Linked DNA regions of Mus musculus: all the other regions are linked to region 1. Evidence: chromatin loops called from intact Hi-C (ENCODE). Cell type or tissue: left cerebral cortex. All regions are shown on one strand.

What was found. Hi-C counts contacts between places; a loop is a spot of excess contacts. Peaks named below come from ENCODE experiments on the same cell type or tissue, not always from the same donor. Only the 100,000 strongest peaks of a DNase experiment are listed, where the experiment ranks them.
Region 2: it touches region 1 in a loop (2.4-fold over the local background); 12 of 42 quality-filtered maps call a loop at or near these places.
Region 3: it touches region 1 in a loop (1.9-fold over the local background); 9 of 42 quality-filtered maps call a loop at or near these places.

The regions. Positions count from the first base shown.
Region 1 is chr11:79,142,368-79,150,367 of GRCm38, reverse strand. It overlaps Ksr1 (kinase suppressor of ras 1), which reads left to right and starts at 3,895. Exons shown (of 19, transcript NM_013571.3): 1 at 3,895-4,313. The coding sequence starts at 4,089. In left cerebral cortex, a CTCF peak has its summit at 3,969; DNase peaks (open chromatin) are centred at 3,833, 4,420, 4,576 and 5,461; H3K4me3 peaks cover 2,978 bases; H3K27ac peaks cover 2,330 bases.
Region 2 is chr11:79,075,535-79,083,534 of GRCm38, reverse strand. All of the region lies in intron 1 of Ksr1 (kinase suppressor of ras 1), which reads left to right. Among named protein-coding and RNA genes, the nearest start is that of Gm11201, 56 kb to the right of the region's middle. In left cerebral cortex, no CTCF peak of the experiment used is centred here; DNase peaks (open chromatin) are centred at 382, 1,992, 2,364 and 3,274.
Region 3 is chr11:79,090,877-79,098,876 of GRCm38, reverse strand. The region is part of intron 1 of Ksr1 (kinase suppressor of ras 1); the gene reads left to right. Among named protein-coding and RNA genes, the nearest start is that of Ksr1, 52 kb to the left of the region's middle. In left cerebral cortex, no CTCF peak of the experiment used is centred here; DNase peaks (open chromatin) are centred at 2,916, 3,973 and 7,559; H3K27ac peaks cover 2,424 bases.

The DNA.
Region 1 (8,000 bases):
AGCTGAGCTTCAGCCTCAGCCCAAGAAATCATTTTAATATAGATTTAAGCATAGGGATGAGGGAAGAGGAGGGTGCTTAGGAAAAAGACAGTGCATCTCCCAAGACACTGGTGTTCTCCTCAAGACAGAGTCACCTATTTTCTTTTCAAACAAGAACGTAGGGGAGATGACTCAGAAAGTAAAAGCAGTTACTACCAAGCCTGGTGACCTAGTTCAGTCCCTAGACCAGAGCTGTCCTCTGATCTGTTCTCTCTCCCTCCCTCCCTCCCACAATATTAATTATCTCTATAAAATATATATTATGTAAACATATATTGGCTTTCTTTTTTTGTGTGTGTGCTTAGAGAGCTGTGCTTGTTTGTTTGAGACACGATCTAATGTAGTCCAGGCTGGTTACAGAACTCTAAAACTGGCCGTAAACAGATTCTCCCGCCTGGGCCACTACACCTTGCTTCTTGGTGGCATTTTTCCCTTCATACCCCCTCCCCCAGGTTTTTACATTGTGCATGTCTAAATGTGTCACGCCATCCATCTGGAGCACAGAGGACAACTTTTGGGAGTATGTTCTCTCCTTCCACCACGTGAGTCTCAGGGATTGCCCTCAGATCTTCGGGCTTGGCAGCCCACTGGGCCATCTTGCCCGCCCCCCATGGCATTTCTAAGAGGCTTCCAGGTGATGTGTTATCATTGCTCTTGTGCCATATTAGGAGTGATACAGGCTTAGAGACAATTCCCAGCTTCCTTCCTGTGCCCTGCTTTATCTAGCCCTGTCCAGTTTCCCTGTACCATCTCCATCTGCTCTTTCTTATCACACTGTGGCGATGTGAGTCTTCCTTCTCTTCCTGCAGTATGTCAAGTTCCTGCCTCTAGGCCTTTGCACATGGCCCCTGCTTGGAATGGCCCTTTCCTGGGGAACCGCGTGCATAGGTGGCTTCATTTTCTCATTCAGATCTCTGCTCAGCCCAGTGTGGTGCACACACTTGTGTCATCCTCTCGCTTGGGAGGCAGAGGCAGGAGGATCAGGAGATCAAGGTCACACCCTAGGCTATATAGTGAGTGCTCCAAAAACAAAACAAAACAAAACAAAACTGGCCAACCTCATTTCTGTGATCAGAGACCTTCTTTGGACACTTCTTTTTCTTCCTTTATAGCACCCAACACTCTCTGAATTTACTGTTGGTGTGTGTGTGTGTTCAGTTTAGATTTATTTTTATTTTTACATATGTTTGTGTGTGTCTGTGTGAATGTATGCCTATAACACACGTTGTCAGCTGCCCAAAGAGAGCAGCCAAGAGATTGGCGTTTGTTTAGCTTCCAGCTCTTCTGCTGCCACCATGGTGGCATGGATAGACATGAGTGCCACAGGCCGCAGGCCAACAAGGGGTCTGTGCCAGGATTTGGGGCCAGAATATGGTCCCAAGAGCTTGAGAGGTGTCTCAGTTAGTAAAGTGCTTGCCATGCAAGCCTAAGGACCTAAATTTGATGCTCTAACACCCATGTCAAAGGTGGGCCAGCAAGACATGTCTGTGATTCCTGGGGCTTCTTAGCCAACTAGTCGAGCAGAACTGACAACCTCCAGGTTCAGTGAGAGACCCTGCCTCAAAACAACAAGGTGGAGAGAGATTGAGAAGTCCACGGACCTTCTGCACTGTGGCTTCTCAAAGCATGCTGTCTACAGTTGCAGCATCAGTACCCCCTAAGAACTTGCTAGAGATGCAAATCTCAAGACCCAGGCTTGGATTTATGGATCAGGAAACTACAGGCTTTGGGTCTCTCATTCTAGGATGAAGGAGCCCTCCCCTTGACTGTGACACTGTTCAAGCTTGAAAACCACCATTGCAGTTTTATTTCAAGGTAGTTGCTTCTCGTATACAGGGTCTGGAGTGGGGCTGTGGTAACAGAAAGGGCTGGGAACATGTAAGTACACCAGAGGGGTCTTGTTCACAGAGTGGGGATTGTTGTATCTTCATAATCCTTTGAGACAGGGTCCCACTAGATAGGTTAGGTCGGTCTCAAGTAAAGAATTCTCCTGCCTCAGCCTGTAAAGTGCTGGGATTAATGTGAGCTCCCACACCTACCTGTATCAGTAATTCTTTTTTTTTTTTTTTTTTAAAGATTTATTTATTTACTTATTATATGTAAGTACACTGTAGCTGTCTTCAGAAACCCCAGAAGAGGGCATCAGATTTCATTACGGATGGTTGTGAGCCACCATGTGGTTGCTGGGATTTGAACTCGGGACCTTCGGAAGAGCAGTCGGAGCTCTTAACCACTGAGCCATCTCGCCAGCCCCAGTAATTCTTTTTGTTTAGCTCTGTTCGATTAATTTTGTTTTATGGGTCTGAGTGTTTTGCCTGCATGCATGTATGTGTAGCCATGTGACTACTTGGTGCTCACAGAGGTTAGAAGGCATCAGAATCCCTAGAACTGGAGTTACAAATGGCTGTGATCCATCACACGGATGCAGGGCACAGAACTCCTCATCCTTTGCAGGAGCGAGCGCTCCTAACTGCTGAGCTATCTGTCTAACCCAACACTGTTTTTGAGGCAAGACCTCACTATATATGTAGCCCAAGCTGGTCTTGAATTCACTATTTGACCAGATTGGTCTTGAACTCACAGAGATCCTCCTGCCTCTGCCTCTGGAGTGCTGGGATTAAAAGTGTGTACACTTGACTTCAGTTTTTACTTCTTTTTTCGAGACAGGGTTTCTCTGTGTAGCCCTGGCTGTCTTGGAACTTGCTCTGTAGACCAGGCTGGCCTGGAACTCACAGAGATTCTCCTGCCTCTGCTTCCAGAGTGCCACTGCCACCTGGCTCATTTTCACTTCATTTTTATTGCTAGAACATGTGAGGTGGACTGATGGGAGAGGAGAATGAGCAGGTGTGGTAAAGCTTAAATTAGGGCAGACTGGGAAACACCACTGCTAAGACCACTGACTGCTGAGGCTCAGGGTCTCATCTAGATAGTGTGAAGTTAGAAAGGAGCTAGCATGTATACTTGATCGCACATGCCAGCAGTTAATATGGGTGCTGTTAGAAACATAACTTTTTTAAAGAAACCCTCTAGACTAGATGGCTATGACTACCCTATTTGATGTGAAGGGGAAACTTGGGCACTCAGAGGAAAGCTATTTGTCCAAGTTCACATACTGGGTAGACCCAGGTTCTCTCTGGCTCGAAACTCTTAGAACTGTTCAACAAATTAATATTTTGCCCATGTGGCATCTACAGGGTATGGGGGGCACTAAATTTATTTTGTTGAGTAAATAGAACACAGAAGAAAGTCCTTTCTCCTTGCCTGCACAGTAACTTTGGTGTGACAATTCAGGGTCAAGCTCTATGTGAACACAAACACAGCCTCGTCGGGTGTTGTGAGATTTTGATGAAGGTGGGTGTTTCTTTTTCTTTTCTTTTGATAGTGTTGGGGAATCAAACCTAGGGCTTTGTGTTTGCCTGGCAAATGTTCTGCCGCTGAGCTACACTTTTAGCGCATTCCCATACATGGTAACCCCTAAACTCATACAAAAATTTTAGGACCCTCAATATCCTACAAGACAGGGGTTATCTGGGTCTGAGCCATCAGCCCCTTCCCCACCCCATTCGCCAGTCTCGGAAAGCTACTGATGTGTGTGCGCTTGCGTGTGTGAGAAGGGTGTAGTAGTGGGAGATGGGGGTAAAGGAATCAAACTCCCTAGACCACGACGCGCACGAATTGGAGCAGGCGCAGAGCAGCCCCTTCTAGACGTCAGGCGGGGCCGAAGTGCGGGCGGGGCCCCGAGGGCGCGGGCCAGAAAGCAGATGCGATGCGCGGACTACAAGTCCCAGAATGCGTCGCGGCCCCGATCCGGCCCCCGCTGTCGCTTAAAGGCTCCAACAACCACAGCCGTCGGGTAGTGGAGGCTTTCGCTTTGCCGCCGCGTCTGGGCGGGAGGAGGAGCGGACTGGGCAGCAGGCTTTCGGGACTGCAGGCTTAGGCGGCGCCAAGGGGCGCTCCTAGTGCAGCCTTCCTGGCTCGGGGCTTTCCTGCCGAGGCGCCCGTGTCCCCGGGCTCCTCGCCTCGGCCCCCAGCGGCCCCGATGCCGAGGCATGGATAGAGCGGCGTTGCGCGCGGCAGCGATGGGCGAGAAAAAGGAGGGCGGCGGCGGGGGCGCCGCGGCGGACGGGGGCGCAGGGGCCGCCGTCAGCCGGGCGCTGCAGCAGTGCGGCCAGCTGCAGAAGCTCATCGATATCTCCATCGGCAGTCTGCGCGGGCTGCGCACCAAGTGCTCAGTGTCTAACGACCTCACACAGCAGGAGATCCGGACCCTAGAGGTAAGGGGCCGTTGCGCCCCACGTCCGGACCCGGCGGTGGCCCGGGAGCCGCCCCACTGCTTTCCTTCCCGAGTTGCATCCTGCAGCGGGGTTGCTGGCTGGAGTCTTCCTCCCTTTCCCGAGCTCTCTGATGCGGCAGCGTGAGGACCTACGACCAGCTCTCACTTTGGAAGAATTTAGGGGAGGGGGGTGTTAGCGTGGAACTGGATCGAGTCTCGAAGACCAGCGTGCCGAGTAGGATGCACAGGGCACCCCACTGCAAACCCCTTTCCGCCTTCACCCTATTTCCAGTGCCCACAGTAGTCATTGTCCCACTGAATCACGCGCCGGTCTTTTCTCCGTGTGCTTTAAGTCCGGTAGCGTGGGCTGGGGCGATGTGGGGGACGTCCCTTGAAGTGTGAGCGTCGATCGATCGGTGGCACTGACTTTCCCCTCACTCCCCACTCTCCTTGTTGTCCGTTTCTTTCCTTTCCACCAGGTCTCTGCCGCTTTTCAAAAAGTGTTTGCTGAAACAGCATTTTTGCTGTTCAGGCGTTGGGGTGCTTGTCTTTGGAGATGTCACAGCGGTTCACTGCTTAAAATGAAATTACCCTTTGACTTCCCTACTCCACCCCAAACACTGAGCTTTGGCCTAGGAAGGATTATACTGGGGAAGGGAACCTTTGGTAAGAACAGGCTACTTAAGGGGGTTGCTGACAGAGATAACCTGGAGTGCAATGAGGAAACAAGATGTGTGAGCTCTCTTCTCTCAAATTATACAGTTGGGAAGTGCAGCATTAAAACGATTTGGAAGAACCAGCCAGAAAGGTGGTTGGCATTTCAGAAGGGGACGCTCCCCCACCCCCTTACACATTGGGGGGGAAACTAGTGCCTTCCCAACTTGCTTTTGCCCAGAGACTGGAAGACCTTTGAAAGTGAAGGGGTTATTTAGTAACTCTTTCCCTAAGAAGGGCCTTTCCCTGGCATTGCCACATTTGGTTTCTGTAGGTCTGAGGATGTCTTGTTAGATACATAATACCCTTTCTCTCTCCTCTCTCTCTCTCTCTCTCTCTCTCTCTCTCTCTCACACACACACACACACACACACACACACAATTGCTAATTGCATCTGCCAGCTGTCCTAGAGCCAGCTGATGATTGCTGTAATTATTACAAGACCAGCCCTCCCTCCTCTCGCACCACAAGCCTGAATCCTTGTTTGATCCAAAATGCTCAGGGTGACTCTCCCTTAGTTGTATTTTCATAAAAGCCATGAAGCCAGGGACATTGGGAGACTCCAAACAGTGCTGGCTATTATTATTGTTTTTTTGTTACAGTTGCTATAGCAGGACTGACCTGGGGTTTGCCTTAAAAACAAACCAACAAAACCCTGCACTGGGAGTCTCTGCATGTGGATTTCTTGAACACAGCTGAGTGTGTGTGTCCAGCAAAGTTCACTTTTTAGGCTGATACAATAGGAGGCCTGTGTGTCATAGTTCTGGGCTCGTTGTCCTGCCATGTATATCTGTTGAGTTGCTATGTTGTTGGGCTGTTGAATGTTCTGGGTTGGCCTTTGTAGTTCCTCCCCAGGTCCCTTTGAGGTGCTCCTGGGTCCCTGGTTGTATGTAGAATGGCTTATTCTTTATTCTCTGCAAATTCTCTTTGTCCTCTGAGATTGCACATCTTGACAAAGTTGTGACATCAGATACCCCAGAGTCTCCAGCTGTTCAGGCCTCTGAGCTGGTTAGGCAGTAGCCTCCCTACTGGGTGCATTTTGAGGTCATCTCTTGTGGCTTCTGAAGGCCCAAGGGCCATTTGCAGTGTGAACAAGACACATGCCCTGTTCTTTGCAATGCATTTGAAAGATCCTTCTGGTCCCTGAAAAGACAGGACTTTGGATGCCATTTTGGATGGGAGTTTGACCTTGGAGCTGGTTCCTTAGGCTTATTACCAGCTAGTTTGGGTGAATCACTTCATCTCCAGGGCCTTCGCTTCCCCATGTGATCTGTAAGAGGTTGGAGTGGTTCCCTTCACTCTGTTTCTGAAAAGCTCTGCCGTCTTGTGGTTAAATGATGGGGGAGGGGGCTGGGCAGGCGGGACTGGATGAGGACTCTGTTGGGTTAAGTTAATGTGTCTACTGTCTGTGCAGATGTCCCTGTTTAAGAACAGCACTGGACAGGTTATGTAGGAGATGCTTTTATTACTGTGAGAATCTTGACCATAGAAGTGCAAGGGAATGGGAAGCCCCCAGGGCTTTGTAATGGTCCCGTTTCTGTCTAGATGACCTGGTGGCAAGCCGGATAACTTCTACTCTCGAGCTTCCCCACCTGCCTGGAAAGTGTGAACAGAGTGCTTTTACCTGTGGTGTTTGGTGGAGGCTGTGTCTGCCTAGAAACGGTCCCTGGATGGGGGCCTGGTGACATTCGTGCACACACAGGGCACCTTTAGAAGAAGTACATAGAACTAATTTCCTCCAGGTGATGACACAGGACAGGAAGCCATCCCAGAGGTCTGTTCTAGGGCAGCCCACTCTAGCAGCATGTAGAAGGGCAACTAACTCAGGCCAGTCTGAGGAGGCCAGAAGAGGGAGTCAGAAGCTCTGGAACTGGAGTTACAGGTTGTTACCTGCCGTGTGGGTGTTAAGAAGTGAACTTGAGTCCTTTGCCTGAGCAGAAAATTCTCTTAACTGTTTGCTGTGCCATCTGTCCAGCCACACACACACACACACACACACACACACACACACACACACACTATGTATAATTATCTATATGACCTTGAGACAGGGTTTCATTATGTAGCCCTGGCTGAACTCAGCACATAGATTAGTCTGGTTTTGAACTCATGGCTATTCTCCTGTTTCTGTCTCTTGGGTCTTAGGATTACAGGTGTCTGGCTGGAGAGTTTGGCTTATACACCTATATCAGACTTCTGTTCTCTCAAGAGGCACAGGACACTTTGGCCCTTCTTAGCTAAACTCGGTGGGAGTGGTAGCTCATGGGATGTTCCTTGCAGGACCCTGCCCAGGGGCAGGCTTGCTTGAGAAGATCCCAGGTCATGACGGTATGCTGTCTACTGATGGCTTTGCTCTGTGGAACAGCTCCACTGGCGTGAAAAGGGTGTTAAAGGAGGTGAGAAGTACAGCTCGCTGGGAGAACAGTGGCCTTGTCTACTTAAGGCTCTGCAGTTCAAATCTCCAATAGTGCGTGTGAAAGGGGGAAAAGGGGCCAAGGCTTACTGTTCACTTCCTACCTGCCCAGCAGTGTGCTAGTCTCTTTTCAATCTCTTAGGAGTCACTGGAGCCCCACCAAGTTCATCAAACACTTTGCCTGTTTAAATGGAAAGCACAGAAGGCACAACCCGAACTCAGTGTATCGGGATGAAGTTGCAGGTCTGTGTCATTGGGTAGGATCTGGCGGTCTCTGGCAGGCTCTCTAGAGCTCTGACTACTACACGAGGCAAGCAGGGATGTTGTCACTCTCCAGCTGCGCTCATCGAGGGACACCTGGCCTGCTATACAGCTGGGTCTGCTGGTCCCATCTGTGCACTGGAGAGACAACGGTGTGCAGAAGCAGGTGCCCACATCCCCTCATGTTCGTTCACTTTCTTGGCACTCTGTCATCTCTTCTCTCTTGCCATCTTGTTAGCACCGCCCAGAAACGGGCTCCATCTTGGCTTGGTGTCTTGTACGGGTTGCGGGGTCGCTAA
Region 2 (8,000 bases), 67 kb after region 1:
GGCCCCCTCTCCCTGGTAGGTAAGGCAGGTGCTGTGTTTAGAAGCGGGGTGATGGGAACCTGGGCTATTGAGTCTGCAGTCTGTGCCCTGCCAGGTTGGTCCTTTGGCAAAAGGCTTCCCCACCGCAGAACACACAAAGTGCCAAGTTCTAGTAAATCAAACAGCCACCCGGGCTCCATGTGGTTAGCTAATTTGTTCTGAGCTTCAGTGCTAAGCTTCCTGCATTCCAGAGCGCTGGTATGCCAGAAATGCCCGGGACGAGCAAGAAGGAAGTCTTATCTTTATAGTAAAAAAAAAAAAAGAATGCCAATAGAACATCTCTTGGATCTGCTTCTTCATTCCACCCACTCTGCCACTAGCTAAATTACCGTTTGTTCCCATCTTGTGCTGAGTTGCGGTGGGGTCCTTCTTCCTTGATTTTCCCGTCTCTGCTTTCTCCACGCCCACTTCAATCTGTTCTCCGAGTGGTTTCCAAAATGACGATGATCATTCAGAAATGCAAATCAGATCACATTCCTCCGTGTACATCCTACCCCATACCTGCATGACGGCAGCTATTTTAATGCTGTGTTCTTCCAAGACCTTGTAGAAGTTTCCAGAACTTTCTAGGACATATAGGATCCAGTCTTGTCCTACACCAGCTCTGCTGCCCTTCTCTTCTTGGTCCTTTCAGATCTCCAGCTATCTCCCCTGACCCTATTTAAAATCTTTTATGACACTCATCTTTGCTCATAGGGTGCCCCCACACATACCTAGCATGGCCCCCCATCTTTCCGTCAGTATGTGCCATGTCCCTTGCTCCATTTTAGGGGTGCCCTCCTCTCTGATTCCTTGTAGGTCCCAGACACCCCTACACCTCACAGTTGGGCCAGAGTATCCACCAACCTCTGTGCATGAGGAGGAAACTGATTTCTTCTAAGTGTTGCAGGTCTGGTGAACTTCAGACAAGTATGTGGGGGAATTTGAACCAGGACACAGGTGTGTCTGAAGACCTGATGTGTGCGTAGTACGTGACCTGTTGTCCCTCCTCTCAGTTTCCCAACAGAAGTACAAAGCACCAGGGACCTCTGTGTTAGTGATATGTTAGTGACCTGTGTCCACGGAAGCTTCTGTGTCATGGACGTTCATGGAACATGACATATCTGTTCTCTGCCTCCTCTCCTGTTTCCCAGCCAGGCACGCCTATGGACACATCCCTGGTCCCCAGTGGATCCTGGGAACCATGCTGCTCATGACAGACACCATACCTGACTCTGGAAGGATGCGATTTAACTATTGAATGAATGAATGAATGAATGAATGAATGACAGCCACACTTCTCTTCTTGCCTCCGTGGGCAGTCACTTCAGGACATGGGAAATGTGAGGATAAAGTGAATGCTTGCTCTCTCCCGATTTAGTCCAGGTTGTCTCTGAGGCTCCCCAGGAGTGCAGGGACCAAGAGCACAAAGGCAAGGGTTTAGGGGTCAGAGTAATGAGGTAGGACAGGAAGCAAACCTTGGAAAAACAGTCCCGGGGCAGATCATCCACAGACTTTCCAAGGCAAAGGCTGCTTTGCAAAGGCCAGAGAAGTCTTGTTGAGGCTCACAGCCTCTGTGGAGAATAAGATTGGGTCAGAAGATGTCACCGAGAAGTCAGATCCTTGGCTATCTGTCATCCTTGCCTGGCTTACACTTGGAGTTTCTCAGCAAGCCCCACTAAGTGCTTTTGCGCAAGCCATTCTCCTTCCTGGCTTCAGTACATAGTCTCAGAGTGGTTAGACCTTGTGATGTTATCTGGGGATAGTGCTGCTCGCACGGAGGAGCAAACTGGCTGGAGCGTTTCAAGGGCAGGGTCACTGCACCCCAGTGGGCGCCTTCACGCGCCAACAGGGCTAGGGAGCATCGTGGGGTAGACCCTTGCATTTACAGCTTAGGACCAGGTCACAGAGTTCAGCCGTGGCAGATGTGGACAGGGGAGTAAGCTTCATGCGCCCAGCTGTGGCCACTCTCCGCCAGCCAGCCCTCCTTGGGAACATCTCCACTGTGGTCTGGGGCAGACTTGTTTGTTTGTGTTTGAAGTTCCCCGACTTGGAGTTTGACGTCAAGGCAGGATTGCTTGTTGAGAGGCTTGCAGGGAGGTTGTCTCTGTAAAAATTCATGGGCTGGCAGCTTCCCCAAGGAGCCACCAGGGAAGGTTATTGCAAAACCCTTAGTGTGGGGTCACTGGTGTTCTCTCTGCTGCCTACCTCTCCATCCCTGGCTGATGGTCTCACTCTGCCCTTCTACTGCTAATGTCAGCCCTTCTGAGACCCTTGCAGGGTTTGATTGAGAGCCAAGGGCCACCTCTAGGGCCAAGTGCTGTGGTCAGCCCGTGCCTGTGTGTGGAGCCAGCATCTGTGTGGCAGTCCCCCGAGCCCTCCTTGCATTCCCAGAAACTGTTTTGCAACATGTTGGCCACAGAAGTCGGACCAGAGTACTTAGCCAGCTGGGCTGGCAGGATGTCCCCAGAAGCATCCAGCTTTGGAGAGATGGAAGCTGGAAGGGAACATTCCCTGGGCAGAGGGGCAGCAAGGAGGGACAGTGGCTTTAGGAACCATTGAGCTGTGCTGGGTGTAGTGGGTCATGACAGCTTTACTGACTTCCAGAGGTTAGAAGGATGCAGAAAGGAATTTGGTTGTAGCAAGAACTGCTATGGACATCCACTTAATAGTGTGTGTGTGTGTGTGTGTGTGTGTGTGTTGCTAACCATGTGGGAGGAAAGACAAAGGGTGCTGGTGAGCTGGGACCTAGTCTATTGGCTAGAAGATATGCTAAGACTTTAGAAGGGTAGCTATGGGTACTGGGCAGGGGAATGGCAGGCTTAACTAAATTTAGAGCTGATTTGGGACCAGGGATCAGGTGTAGCTCAAGGGTTATTGCAAGTCAGACCAGAGATGGTGATCTGTTTGTATGAACAGAGCCACTTAGGAGATACGCGAATGCTGTGGCTTTTATGCACAGGTCCTGGTACAGTCTGGGTATTGCTGGATTTGGGTCACAAGTCTTTCTCAGTGCTATCCCCAGTGTGAGTGGTCAGCCCAGCTGAGCCCAGCTGAAGTATCAAGGAGTCAATATTTTTGGAGATTATGTGGGCCTTGGGGGCAGAGCACCAGACTAGGTCATTGCTGTAACTATGTGATTCAAAAATTACAACAAAGTTCTTGGTGTTGTCATTCGTGAGCTGGGAATAGTAAAATGTAGCTCCGTGTCACGTGGGCTTAGCATGTGCTGAGTGACTGTGAAGAGCTTGTCGTTCTGCTAAGGCTGGTATGGCAGGCAGGTGTCCTTAGCCTGCGAGTGAGCCAAGCCAGCTGCTCAGCAACCCCAGCTCAGCATAGCTTTGCTGTTCTAAGCTTAGTTTTGAGTAAATGAGCATCCCAGCCAAAGCAAGGGAAGGGAACCGGGAGGGTGGTCCAGTGGTTAAGAGCACTTCTGCAGAGAGGACCTGGCACTTCTGTAGGACGCTTCACAGCCACCTTTAACTCTAGCCCCAGCAGATCTGACACTCCCCAGAGACCCCCATGTACATATATGAACACAGACACAAACATGTATACATACATAAAAATAAGGCAGGTGTGGTGGCACACACCTTTTATCCCAGCACTTGGGAGGCAGAGGCAGGCGAATCTATGTGAGATAAAGGCCAGCCTGGTCTACAGAGTGAGTTCTAGGCCAGACAGAACTACACAACTACAGCCCGATTTCAAAAGAATGAAGAAAAATAATAGAATCTTTTTAAGTATGTAAGAGTCTGTAATGTTTTTTAGTTTCTTGTGCTTATTTTGTGAGGGGAAAGATACTCTACTATTATGGCTAGGACTGGAGTTGTACGATGACTGGAATGTTACCCCAAAAAAGATCCCTACCTCCAAAAATTGCCATTGAGAATCCAGCAAGAGGAGTTAGGCACTATGTAAACGGGGGCATGTTTCCTACTGCCAGGTTTGTAATTGAACACTGACACAATTTCATGATTTTCATAACCCAGGGAGCCTGCCTCTGAATGACTCTGGCGTCTGCCTCAGCCTGTTCCTGCCGTCCATTGGCCCCTGTATATTCCTACATCAATTACATCTGCTACCGTAGACTTAATCTCCTGCCCTGTATTTGGACATGGAGCCTTGGGCCACAGGGTTGCCCTGCAACAGGCAACATCTGAGCCACTTTCCCAGTCCAGCTCTCTAGTTTATAAGTCTCCTATAGAAGGGACTTCACAATCCTAGGCCCTGCAACTTTAGGGTGGAGCTGATGTCATTTGCAAGAGTCAGCTCTCTGGAAAGAGGTGCTTTTTGTGGAGGTACCAGAGGTCCTTATGCCTCTGTGCACTGAGTTGTTCTTGCTGGCTGAGCTGAAGTGTGATACTCACAGGCTCTTGTTCCTTGAGCACTTGCTGTGTCCTGGGTGTTGGAGAGAACACTGGCAGAGGAGTCCACAGGGAACAGGCAGATAGGGAAACTGATCCAGTCTGTGCCACATGGGCGGTGGTATGGGGCCACCTGACCTGGTGCCTCCCTCAGAGGACAGAACAAGGGCCATAACCAGGTAGGTTGGATGTTGGAGATAAACAGGAGGCTTTTGAGGATCCTTGCATGTGAGGAGTATGTTTCTCCATCTGACATCAGCCAGTCCCCCAACAAGGGCTGCTCTGCAGCCAGCCTCTCTGTGCAAAGCCCGTAAGTGGCTTAATAATAGCCTCAGAAGAGCTCCAACTTCCAGATCAGCATGGCCCCAGGATTGGCCATGACATCTAGACACCCTATGGGGTTCATATAAGATACATTTGTTCTTGGTGTCTTCTCTTTGAGAGGCTTGGTCTGGGTCATGCCCAGAGCAGTGAGGGTGTAGCAGGTAACGTGTGAGCTTGATCAAAATTCTCACGTACAGGTACTCACCTGGGCAAGCAGCATCCCCACGATCTATGCCCTCCCAGAGCAGTCGTACTGTCTGGTGCCAAGGGGAGAGAAGAAACCAGAGGTATCTAGGCAAGCCTACTTTTGGCCTTCCTATTTTTGAAAGTAAAGGAACCTGGGCCCGGGAAAGTGGCTCTGTCAGCAAAGCGCTTGCTGAGTTTGGATCTCCAACACCTCTGTAAAAGCTGGATCCAGTGGTGTACATCTGTAACCCCAGTGTTCAGGGGAGAGCAGGGACCAGTGGCTCTCCCTAGCTCATTGTCCAGCCAGTCCAGCTGAGTCAGTGAGCTCCAGGGTTAGTGAGAGATCCTGTCTCAAAAAAAATAAAGTAGAGAAGTAAATTGAAGACAAGGGTCTGCCTTTGGCGCTAAGCACGGGTGTGCATACTTGCACAGAAGTGATATCTCTACATACTTAGAGGAACATAGATCACAACGCACATTATGCTTAAACATTCCTGATCTGTTATCCCAAACATTATTCTGTGGTCAACATTAGCTATCATTGCCTTTAGCTCTTACCCCAGAGAGGGGGGTAACTCCAGAGATGGGCAAGCACCCCACTGCTATAGTCCTTGCCATTGAGGTGATGAAAGAGGACCTGAAGACCACCTGGCAAGGATGCTAACCATCACTGAGCAAGCATTTCCCTGCTCAGGCAATTTATTTGGTGTGGTCCCCCATCCCACCCCCAGGGTCCCATGTGGCTCAGGCAGGTGTCACACTTACTGTATAGCCAAAGATGACGTTGAACTCTTCTCCCACGTGCTGGGAGTACAGGTATCCACCACTGCCCTGGCTCAGGCTACACAGTTTCGCCTTTCAGGTTCATCAACCCTATTGTGACTGAGGCTGGCACTGGGAATCCCTTGACTGTGTTTTTCCACAGGGAACTGAGGCAGCGAGGGACTTTATGGCCAGCCTGTGGTCTCAGAGCTGAGTCTTCCCTCATGTCCCTGTGTCTTTGTGTGTGTGTGTGTGTGTATTTGGTTGGTTTGGTCTGGTTTGGTTTGGTCTAGTTATTTTGAGACAGGGTTTCTCTGTGTAGCCCTGGCTGCTCTTTAACTTAGAGATTCACTGACCTCTGCCTTCTGAACGCTGGAATTAAAAGTGTTCACCACCAAGCCTGGCTTATTTTTGATTGCGTGCGTGCATGCGTGCATGTGGGGGGGGTGGTATGTGCATATGAGTGCTTGTATCCTCACAGGTCAGAGGCTTGGGATCCTCTGGAGCTAGAGGAGCCCCAGACAATTGTTAGCCTCCTGGCATGGGTGCTGGGAACTGAACTCAGGTCCTCTGCAAGAGCCCTAAGCGCTCCTAACTGCTGAGCCATCTCTCCAGCCCATATTTACAATATTTTGAATGGACAGGATTTAGTTCATTGACAGTTCCACCCAAGTAGAGCTAACAGTCTTCCTCATGCCCAGGTGGTCTTCAAGGGTGGCCTGAGTAGCTTGCAGTTACACTGTGGGACTTGCATTTTTCTTGCCAGTTCCAAATATTCTTGTAGGTAGTTCAACAGTTCCACGTGTCGCTGCATTTCCGAGGTTGAGGCTGAGCCCCGGGGCTTTTCTCTAAGATCTTTGATCCTAACTATCAAAGCTCGGAGCAGAGAGTGGACCTTAGTGAGTGCTTGCTGTATACAGGACCTGCCAACTTGTTTGTGGGCTCACCAGAGCTTTTACACTGTGTAAACCTGGCTGTGTGGAGAACAGTGGGGCAAGTACTCTTGATGCAAATGGCTGTCAAGGTGGGCAGACCGAGGCCCTACCTGTGGCCAGCATCCTAGCGATGACGTGACGACTCTTAGCTCTGTAGGCGGCCACCCCGCTGGAACCTCTGGTGCTTTTAAATTCCGGAAAATGCAGATCTTGTGGGTTTTGTGGCAAAGAGGAAATGACACCATCGATGTGAGGTCCCCTGGCACACCCCCTGGGCTTGGCTGGCAGGCCTGCTGCGGTTTGTCTCAGAAAGTGGCCGTTTGGTGCTTCCGAGACTTCACTAACTTTCACAGAAAGTGAGAGCAGCCCCATCTCCCTGGGATGGGAACCCTAACACGCCAGCTGCTGCTGTTTTGCTTGGGCAGGATAGAGCACTGCTCCTCAGTAAGTGAGTTCACAGGAGACAGCAGCTCCAGGACCCCAGAGCTGCCAGCAGTCATAGCACAGCAGGGACTTGCCATGTTCCTCACTCAGCTCAGGCCCCATTGGCAGTGTTGCACAGCCCTGCCCCTGGCCTGCTTTGCGATACTTAACCCAGAACTCCAATATCTTTATATCCAATAAGGTATAGCTTGGTGGTAGGGTATGGAATGAGTGTGGCTGTGAGGCCCAGGCCATGTGCCAGGCTTCTGGGCATCTGATGGTACTCAGAGATGCAGACTGGGCATCTGATGGTACTCAGAGATGCAGACTAGACCTGTGGCTATGCAGAACTTGTAACCTAAAGGAAGAGAGCCAGACCAGCTGGAAGGACTGACAGTCACCTGGGTGAGGGCCTAGAGGCTTCCCGGAGGAAGGAGCGCAGACGCCTAGCCTAGGTCCAGGGATTCATGGCAAGAGGGTCATTGGCACAAAGATGAGCGAGGGGCTGAACATGGCTTGGGGAAGGCAGACAAGTGGAACTGGAGACCCTCAGACTAGCACTTCCCCACATCAGTTGGCCACAGCCAAAGTCCTATGTAAAACAGGTGTTATTAATCATCCCCCAGAGGTCCAGCCTGTGGGCCCCTCTCTGGGATGGATGGCTATTATTGACGATACTGTTAACATTAGGAGCCTAGCCGCCTCTTTCATCAGTGTGGAAAAGGGTAGTTTTGAGTTCTCACAGCTATCTGATAAGTAGGCCTGCCTCTGGTCAACCCTCAGAAGGTGTGGTTTGCAAGCCACTTATAGTGGAAGAAGAGACTGAGTGGAAATCCTGAGATTAGAACCCTGGGCTTTCCTTCCTCTGCCATTGGGAGCCCAAGTCACACCCAGGTGCAGTACCGGGCATGAGGGGGCAGAAATGGGTGAGATGGATACAGGCCCTGCCTTCATGGTGGGGCGGGGGAGCTTAACATGTTACTTG
Region 3 (8,000 bases), 51 kb after region 1:
GTCAGAAATCCTAGTAATTTCTAGGGGAAATCCAGGGATTGCTTCCTCAGGAAACAGGAAGTTCAGAGGTCAGCAAACCCCAGCGTCTGCACTGCCTCCTCCTGTCTGCTCTGTAACCACCCTCCACATGGGGCTTCAAGTTCTCAAGGTTTGCATTCTAGGTAGGATCTTGTTCTTATCTGCCTGTTACTCAACTTAATGAGGGGGGAAAATCACCTTTCTGGAAGTCGTTTCCATCTCACTGGCTGCAAGGGGCCTTGGAGGATGAATGTGTTGTCAGCCTGAGCAAAATCAGGTCTCTTCAGAGTTAATGAAGAAGGGACAGTGAGCAGGGGACCCTTGACTAAGAGCAGGTACCCTTGTTTATTGGGTGACGTCAACAAGAGAACTCAATGCTTCACAGTAAATCAGATTCCTTTGGTAGTGGGGAGTTACATCAACCATCTCCAATGTATTTTAAAATAATTTAAAATAGTTCAAGAAGGCAGACACACACACACACACACACACACACACACACACACACACACGACTTCCCTTCATGGCCAGAAATCTCCACAGACCCTGTTGAAGTGTCATTTGTACTGTTGTTTTGATCCCAGATAATTATGCCTCCTCCAATTTATTTTTAAATCATTTTTAGCGGTGCTGAGGATTGAACCTGGGGCCTCACATGTATGTGCGAGACACGTATTGTACTAGTGAGATTTATCCTCAAATCCGAAATGAGGTGCTTTTAGTTGTCGTTTAGCTTTTGCTCCCCTTTGAGGCAAGGTCTTGTTGTGCAGCCCAGGCTGTCCCGGAACTCATGACCCTCCCACCTCTGCCTCCTGACTGTTGGGACACATGCATGTGGCACCATGCTGGGCTGAGATGATATTTTCTAAAGCTTTCGCCGGCTGTGCCGTGCTTCCTGTATCTCCATGCACCTCCCTGTGATGCTCCTCCCTGTGAGCTCCGTGCTCCTCCCTGTGAGCTCTGTGCTCCTCCCTGTGAGCTCTGTGCTCCTCCCTGTGAGCTCTGTGCTCCTCCCTGTGAGCTCTGTGCTCCTCCCTGTGAGCGCCATGGTTTCCAGCTTCAGGTGCTGAAGCTCTGATGCTGGGCTCTGTCAAGGCAGGTCACCCAGCAGACTGAACCACTGGGGGACAAGTCGTGGGGTAGAGAATGATCCGCACTCCTGGGTTAGTCACTACTAACCAGGAGTTTGACCAGGCTTGTCACTACTCGAGTCTCCTTGGACCTGCTCTGTAAGAGAGTATGTGACACCCATCCAGCCACCCAGCCACTCATCCATCCACTGACCCATTCGCCCATGCTTTCAGAAGGGGAGGGAGTTTCCAACATTCCCTAATCACAGTGATAGTGAACGACCAATTCCCATGGCTGACTTGTCACTTTGGCTTTCCCCCTCTCCACTCAGAATAACTTTCTCCTTAATTCTCCTGTCTGGTATAAGATCCCATGGCATTAAGGGACTTGTCACACCTAAAAGAGAGTTAGAAAAGGTAGCTGCATGGGCGAGATACCTAGTCTCTCTGTTTCCTCATCTACACCTAAGAACAGTTTTGACTATGTCACAGTCACTATAAGACCCAATATTACAACTACCACCACCCAAAAGATTGTGTGGGGCCAGGGCTGGTAACCAGATACCAAGAAGAAAGTCTTTGGCACAGGGTTCGAATCTCCCCTCTACTCCTGAAAACTTCATCCACTCAAGCCTCAGTTTCCCCTCCTGGGACTAGGACATCTTGCAGGGCATCTCTGTTGGTGGTGTGCTTTGCAGGGGGAGAACACAGCAAGCCACAGTGGCCTGGAGCCCTTTGTAGCTAGCTGCCTCACTTCACAGGCATCTTGGAGGTAGGCTGCTCTGCCTTCACCTTCCATAGACACGGCTCCCTGAGCGTGCTCTTACAGTCTCCCCAGCCCGCTGTGAGCAAATGCCCCCTCCCACTGAAAATTACAGTAAGAAGTTGAGGTCATACCCTGGACACGTTCCTGACTCTTGTGTTCTGTGGCTAAGATTCCTTCCAGGGGAGACATAAACAACCCATCCCCCCAAGGTCCCAGTGACAAACCAAGGCACCATCCCATTAAAGTTCAGTCTGGGGGAACCAGGGAGTTTATCGGGCTTTCTTACAGACCACAAGTGAAAGGTTACTTATAGGAGTGTGTGTGTGTGGTGTGTGTGTGTGTGTGTGTGTGTGTGTGAGTGAGGCAGCACCTGGAAAGTCTTTACCCAGCAGGGAGGGGGCTTCCATGTAGCCACACAGATCATAGATGGAGCCTCCACCTCTAGTCTTCCCTGGTCTATATCCTCTGGTCCCTCTCCCAGGCTATATGAAGTCAAGGCAGAAGTAGCAGGAAGTGGCTGGCTACTCAGGTGAGGGCCTCGTGACTCTCCCCATCGGCCCTGTGTAAATAGTCAACAGGTCCAGCTGGGGTGATCCTCTTGTAAGGGATACATCTGACCTCGCCCAAGATGGTGGGTGCTAGGCTCCAAGGACAGTCATGCACAAGGATTCTTCTCTCACGACTCTCATAGCAGCAGACCCCAGCAGGTGACAGCCTCTGTAGATGGCTCAGGCACTTTGCACAGAAGACGGAGAAGACGATTTCCTTCCCCTCCTTGGACATGAGCTTGGGAAAGCTCCGATTTCTGTCCGTTACTCTTCTCCTTCTCTTTTCTCTTTCTTTGGAGACAGGGTCTCTCTCTGTAGCCCAGGCTGGCCCGGAACTTAAACCCCCACTGTGACTCCTGAAGGCTGAGATAACAGGTTGTATGTCCATGCCTGGCATGAGCTACTATTTTGAAAAGACTCAGGGCTCTTCCTGGCCTTGCCTGCACTGCCTTTTGTTGGCTGGATAAATAAATGAGCCACTAATGAATCCACGGGCCCCTCTGCCCCTGCTGGTTTTCTCTGCCCAGCCAGCATCACAATGTAGCTTTGTTCAGCCCCTTTGTCCAAAAACACATCTCGCCTCTCCTCTCCTCTCCTCTCCTCTTGGCTCCATCCAAGCAGGGAGGTCACTGCAGTTTCCCAGACCTGGTGGCTGCAGCTCCCATGACTTCTTCCCCTGAGAGAGGAGCCCTGGCTGGGGCATTGTAAGGTGCTACCTGCATCTCATGTCACTATGCTCTGCTTGAAGTGGGCAGAAGGAGCCAGCAAGCCCTGCCCCATAGAAGGGTGGATCCCACTGGCTGACAGCAGAAGGATCCAGGTGATAGTGCCCCATCTGCCTGCCTTCCTAATCCGAAGCTTCCTGAAGTCCCTGGGAACAGGGAGCGGGCTGCTAGGGTGGCCCCTGAGCATCTTCCTGGGGCAGGTTCTATGTGACCTGTGAAATAGGGTTTCTGCAGCCCTGATGGTTGCTACCCTGGTGTGTAGATGGTGGTTCTTTTTCTCCTGCATGGCTGGGGTGTAGCTCTCCCTCACACACTGCAGGCAAATGCTCTGCAGCTGAGCTGTATCCTCAGCCCCCCTTTTATTTTGAGATAGTGCCTCATTAAGTTGCCCAGGCTGGCTTTGAACTCTTAACCTCCCTGTCTTAGCATTGTGAGTAGGTGGGGTTAGAGGTGAGTAGCTGGGATTTGAGCATGTCTGGCTTATTATCCCACTTTGGAATATTTATTTTCCTTGCTACAGAGCCCAGCTTTGTGGTTGTGCTGTGGACAAGTACCAACCCCTGAACTGAGCTGGCATCCAGTAAGTGTGGCATGGAGGGCGGGTGTCTGCTGTAGCTTTGCTGGGTCGTCATCTGTCTCTCACCTGAGCCCCTAGTGAGGTGCAGAGGCACATTCTAATGAGAAGCACACAGCTATTCAAGAGTTGGGACGCCTGGACTGGTTTGGGGCTGTAAACATGATTCTGGGAACACTGGCTTGCCTAAAAATAACCCATTGCAAAGCTCCAGCCCCTTCCCGCAGGCCTACTTCCCAGCTGGCTTTTGCAGTGAGCCTATCCAGCCAGCATACATGTCGCAGCTGGAATGTGGCAGCATTTGGAAATAAACAAGTTGGCCCCTCTCCTCGCCTGGGACTTTCCTTCATTGGGAGATAGCTCCTGAGAGAAGCTGAGATATGCAGGAAGGCCCTATGGGAGGGTGTGAGGAGGGGGTGGGTACCTTGAAAACTCTTGATGTTGGATAAAGGCTCGAGATCTCCTGATTTGGGATATGCAGAAGATGGGTCTCTCCCACAGATAGCTGTTGACAGGGAAGAAAATCTTTTTTTTTTTCTTTCTTTCTGTTTTTCAGAGAGATTCTGTGTGGGGACCAGCATGTGCATTGGCTCCGCACGTGTCCCCAGGGAGCAGCCATTTTGGGCAGGGAAGCTTAAGCAGGGGACTTCTGTATTTGTATATCTGCTATGACTAGTTTAGACTGTGAGGAGAGGGTGCAGACGTCTGTCACCCATCACATGACAGGGGCTGGTGGTTCAGAGCTAAGTACAGCCTGGTCCTGGGAAGGCCCCTCTTTCTCCAGGCCTGGGCACATGGGCTGGGCATTCCTAAGTGGAACATTCGTCTGGTGAAGCTAAGAGTACAAGCCTCCCACTACCAGAAAGTGCACTTTGGGCAGTCCTGAGGTGCAGGATGGAGACTGGTGGGAACATGCACTGTGCCATTTTCTGTGGTGAGGAGAACTGGGAGCAACCCCAGTGCCCGTGGGCAGGAAGGTATTATCAGTATTCTGTGGGGTGCTACCCTGGAAGCAGAGCGCAGTCAATGGCCCGGACTTCCTTGTGAGTCATCTTGACTGTGCTTAAGTCAAGTTGCAGAATGTGTGTCATAACGATATTCCTGCCAGGTAAAGCCAACAGGTACCATCAACTGTAGCAAGGGTAACAAGGAAAGGGTCCAGCAGAGTGGCTCAGTGGTAACGGCGTCTGCTGACAAGACTAGGGACCCGAGTTCGATCCCCAGGACACACACAGGGACGGAGGACAGAGCTGACGCCTGAAAACTGTCCTCTCACCTCCACATGAGCGCTGTGACAGTCCTGTGCTAGCACACACAGTGAATTAAATAAACAAAAAGCCCAGACAGGGAGGCTACACTGCTTGTTACGTTTGAAATATTCACTTAAAGGAAATGAGAGACATCCTCTCTCCAGAAATTGCCAATAACTAATGAGGAAATTAGTAAATAAACAGCCCTGGGGGGTCCAGAACGTAAACACTGGTGTTATTGGCCAAGTCGGGGAAAGGACCCACTTGGGTGGAGTACGAGTGGAAACGGCATTTAAATGACAATCGTTTCAAACAAGTTCATTTTCTCTCACACAAAGGAAGCCGGGAGGTTAGAAGGCCGAGGTTGGCGTGGTCACCAAGAAGCCAGATTCTTTCCCCGTTTGCTTCTCTGTCGTGTCTTACCCAAGTTCCGGGATGGTTGTCAGAGCACCAGCCATGTAGTCGGCTCTCCAGCAGCTAGATGATAAAGGGCTGGAGAAGGTTGCATCCTTGAAATACCCTTTCATAATCTCCATTCGAGAATCCCATTTCTTTATCATTGGCCAGATAGTAAAGTCACATGGGTCACCAGGCTGTGAGGAAGGGTGGAAGGGAGGCACCTGCCCGTTAGCATTCTGCTGCAAAGAAGGGAGGCTGGGTCTCCTGCAGACTCAGAGGATGGGAGATGGAATGCATGAGTGAGTTAGGGATGCCTCTGGGCCCTGAACCTGGACAAGGAGTTTCTGGTTTAGGAGATGTGTATTTGGAGAGGGAAAGTGCAGGGCCTCTACTGTAGCCCCAGGAAGCCAAGTGAAAAACAGCAGCCCAGGTGCTTTCCGAGGTAGCAGGCTGTGGGGAGCAAGAGGAGAGAAGGAGGGGAGTGAGGAGGCAGAAGGGAAGTGGTTCTTCATGCTGGTGTTCTGGCTTCCGACTGAAACGCTGCCAGAGGCCTGTGTTAGAGACTCAGCTGACAGGCTTGGGATGTGACCTTGTCATGAGGCGTCCCCACCTCAGCTGTGGGTTGACGGTCTGGCCGTTCCTATCTGATGGTGTTATTAGAAGTGATAGAAGCAACGTGTGGGTGGAAGTGGTCTCTCCCCCCCCTCCCTCCTCTGCTTGCTCCACCTGTCACATCCCCCTACCCTGATGTTCCTGGTGGCCAAGCACAGCCAGAAAACCTCTGCAACTATGACTAGATCAGTCCCCCATCCCATTGAAACTGTCCCTCTTATCTTGTCACAGTGGACAGAGGGGCTACCACAAGCTCAGTGGCTACAGCACAGCAGACGTCAGCTCCCAGCCCCTTCAGAAGAAAGGAGGTGGCATAAGAGGTGATAGAATGCAGGGGTCAGGCCTGTGGCCTCCAGGGCCTGCAGAGGGCCTTGCAGATCTATTGATGAGCCTTGTCTATCACCTGTGCGCTGGGTGGAGCAAAGGCTTAGGTTGGAACCTCCAAGTGACAGATGGGCAAGCCTGGGCTCGCTCAGCTGTGCTTGCAGTGCGTGAAGGCAATCCACTCAGGGGCAGGAAGCCTACATGCAGGAGTCTAGATTGCTTGAGGGGCAGCTTATGAAGCCAGGAAGCTTCAAGGAAGCTAAGTGATGCTAAGCAAAGTCGGTCCTACATGGCGGAAAAGGGTGGGTGGGATCCATTTGCAAATAGACATTCCTGTTGGGAATGATGTAAGATGAACACACATTTTACCCACCATGGCTGAAAAGCCAGTCATCCTGCTGCATACACGTCTGCTCCAGAACTGTGGATGATGTTGATTTTGGAGATGTTGGTGATGGAGATGATGATGAGGATAATTGTGATGGTGAGGATAGTGATGGTGGTGGTGGTATGTATATGTGAGTACGTGCGCATGCATATGTGTGTGTGCATGCACATGTCATGGCATGCGTGTGATGGTCAAAGAACAGCTTTCAGGAGTCAGTTCTCTTCTTCCACTGTGGGATCCAGGTATTACATGCAGACCATCAAGCTATGCACCAAGCACGCTCACCCACTGAGCCATCCTGCTGACTCTGAACTGCCCATTTCCTCTCGGGGCACACATCTCCCCTGTATCAGAAAAATTGAGTGTCGTGACTGAGGTGTTCTCCTGCTTGTCACCATCCTCACTAGAAAGAAAGGCTCTGAGTTCTGGATCTTCAGATAGGTGTGTTTCGTAGCTCGTAGTTTCTGAGGCGAGGGTGCAGGGTGCGTAGTTACAGAGCACTGCTGGTTTTTGAGGATGCTCTTGTTAGATTGGTTGAGCATCTTTCCTGTGGGGGTCCTGCTTCCCACACGTGCATCCAGGTTAGATCTGGCTTCATTGATCAGCAGGAACAGTTCTGACGGGTTTAACTTCCCAGAGAGGCAGTGAGCTCTGCATAATCTAACACATCCGGTCTTCAAAGATGAACACTCAGGGATTTCTACAGAGGGCAGGACCTGAGGATCAGTCCTTTCTCCTCCAGCACAGACGCAGGCTTCTCCACTATGGCTTCTAGTATTTCCAAACTTAGGATGCCCAGGGCTTCCATGGATAACACATTTAGAATTCTTGCCTTCTCGATGAATGACGTCAACCGTGCTGGCAAGATGGTTCCGTGGGTAAAGGCACTCACTAGCCATGCAAACCTGACAGCCAGAGTTTGGTCCTCAGAACCTATGTAAAGATGGAGGAAGAGAATCGATCCCAGAAAGTTGTTCCCTAGCTTTTGTGGAATATACCTGGCATATACGTGTGCCCTTTTAACAAGAACAACAATAACAACAACTATTATTATTATCCTTTAAATTTTCAAGAAAAATCACACATCTTCTTTGAAGATAGTGCAAAAAGTAAAAATGTCAAATAAGAGACCCTCTATTTCGAGCTGGGTATGATGACACAGGCTTGTCATCGTAGCATGCAAGTGGAGCTAGCCTGGGCTACATAGTGTATCTCTAGTGTTTATATTTTGATATGTTTGTTTTGCTTTAAAACATAGATTGGCCTTCATGTTAAGGAAAAGGAAAACGATAATCACGGTCTAAATACAGAGACGGCCTGAGATTA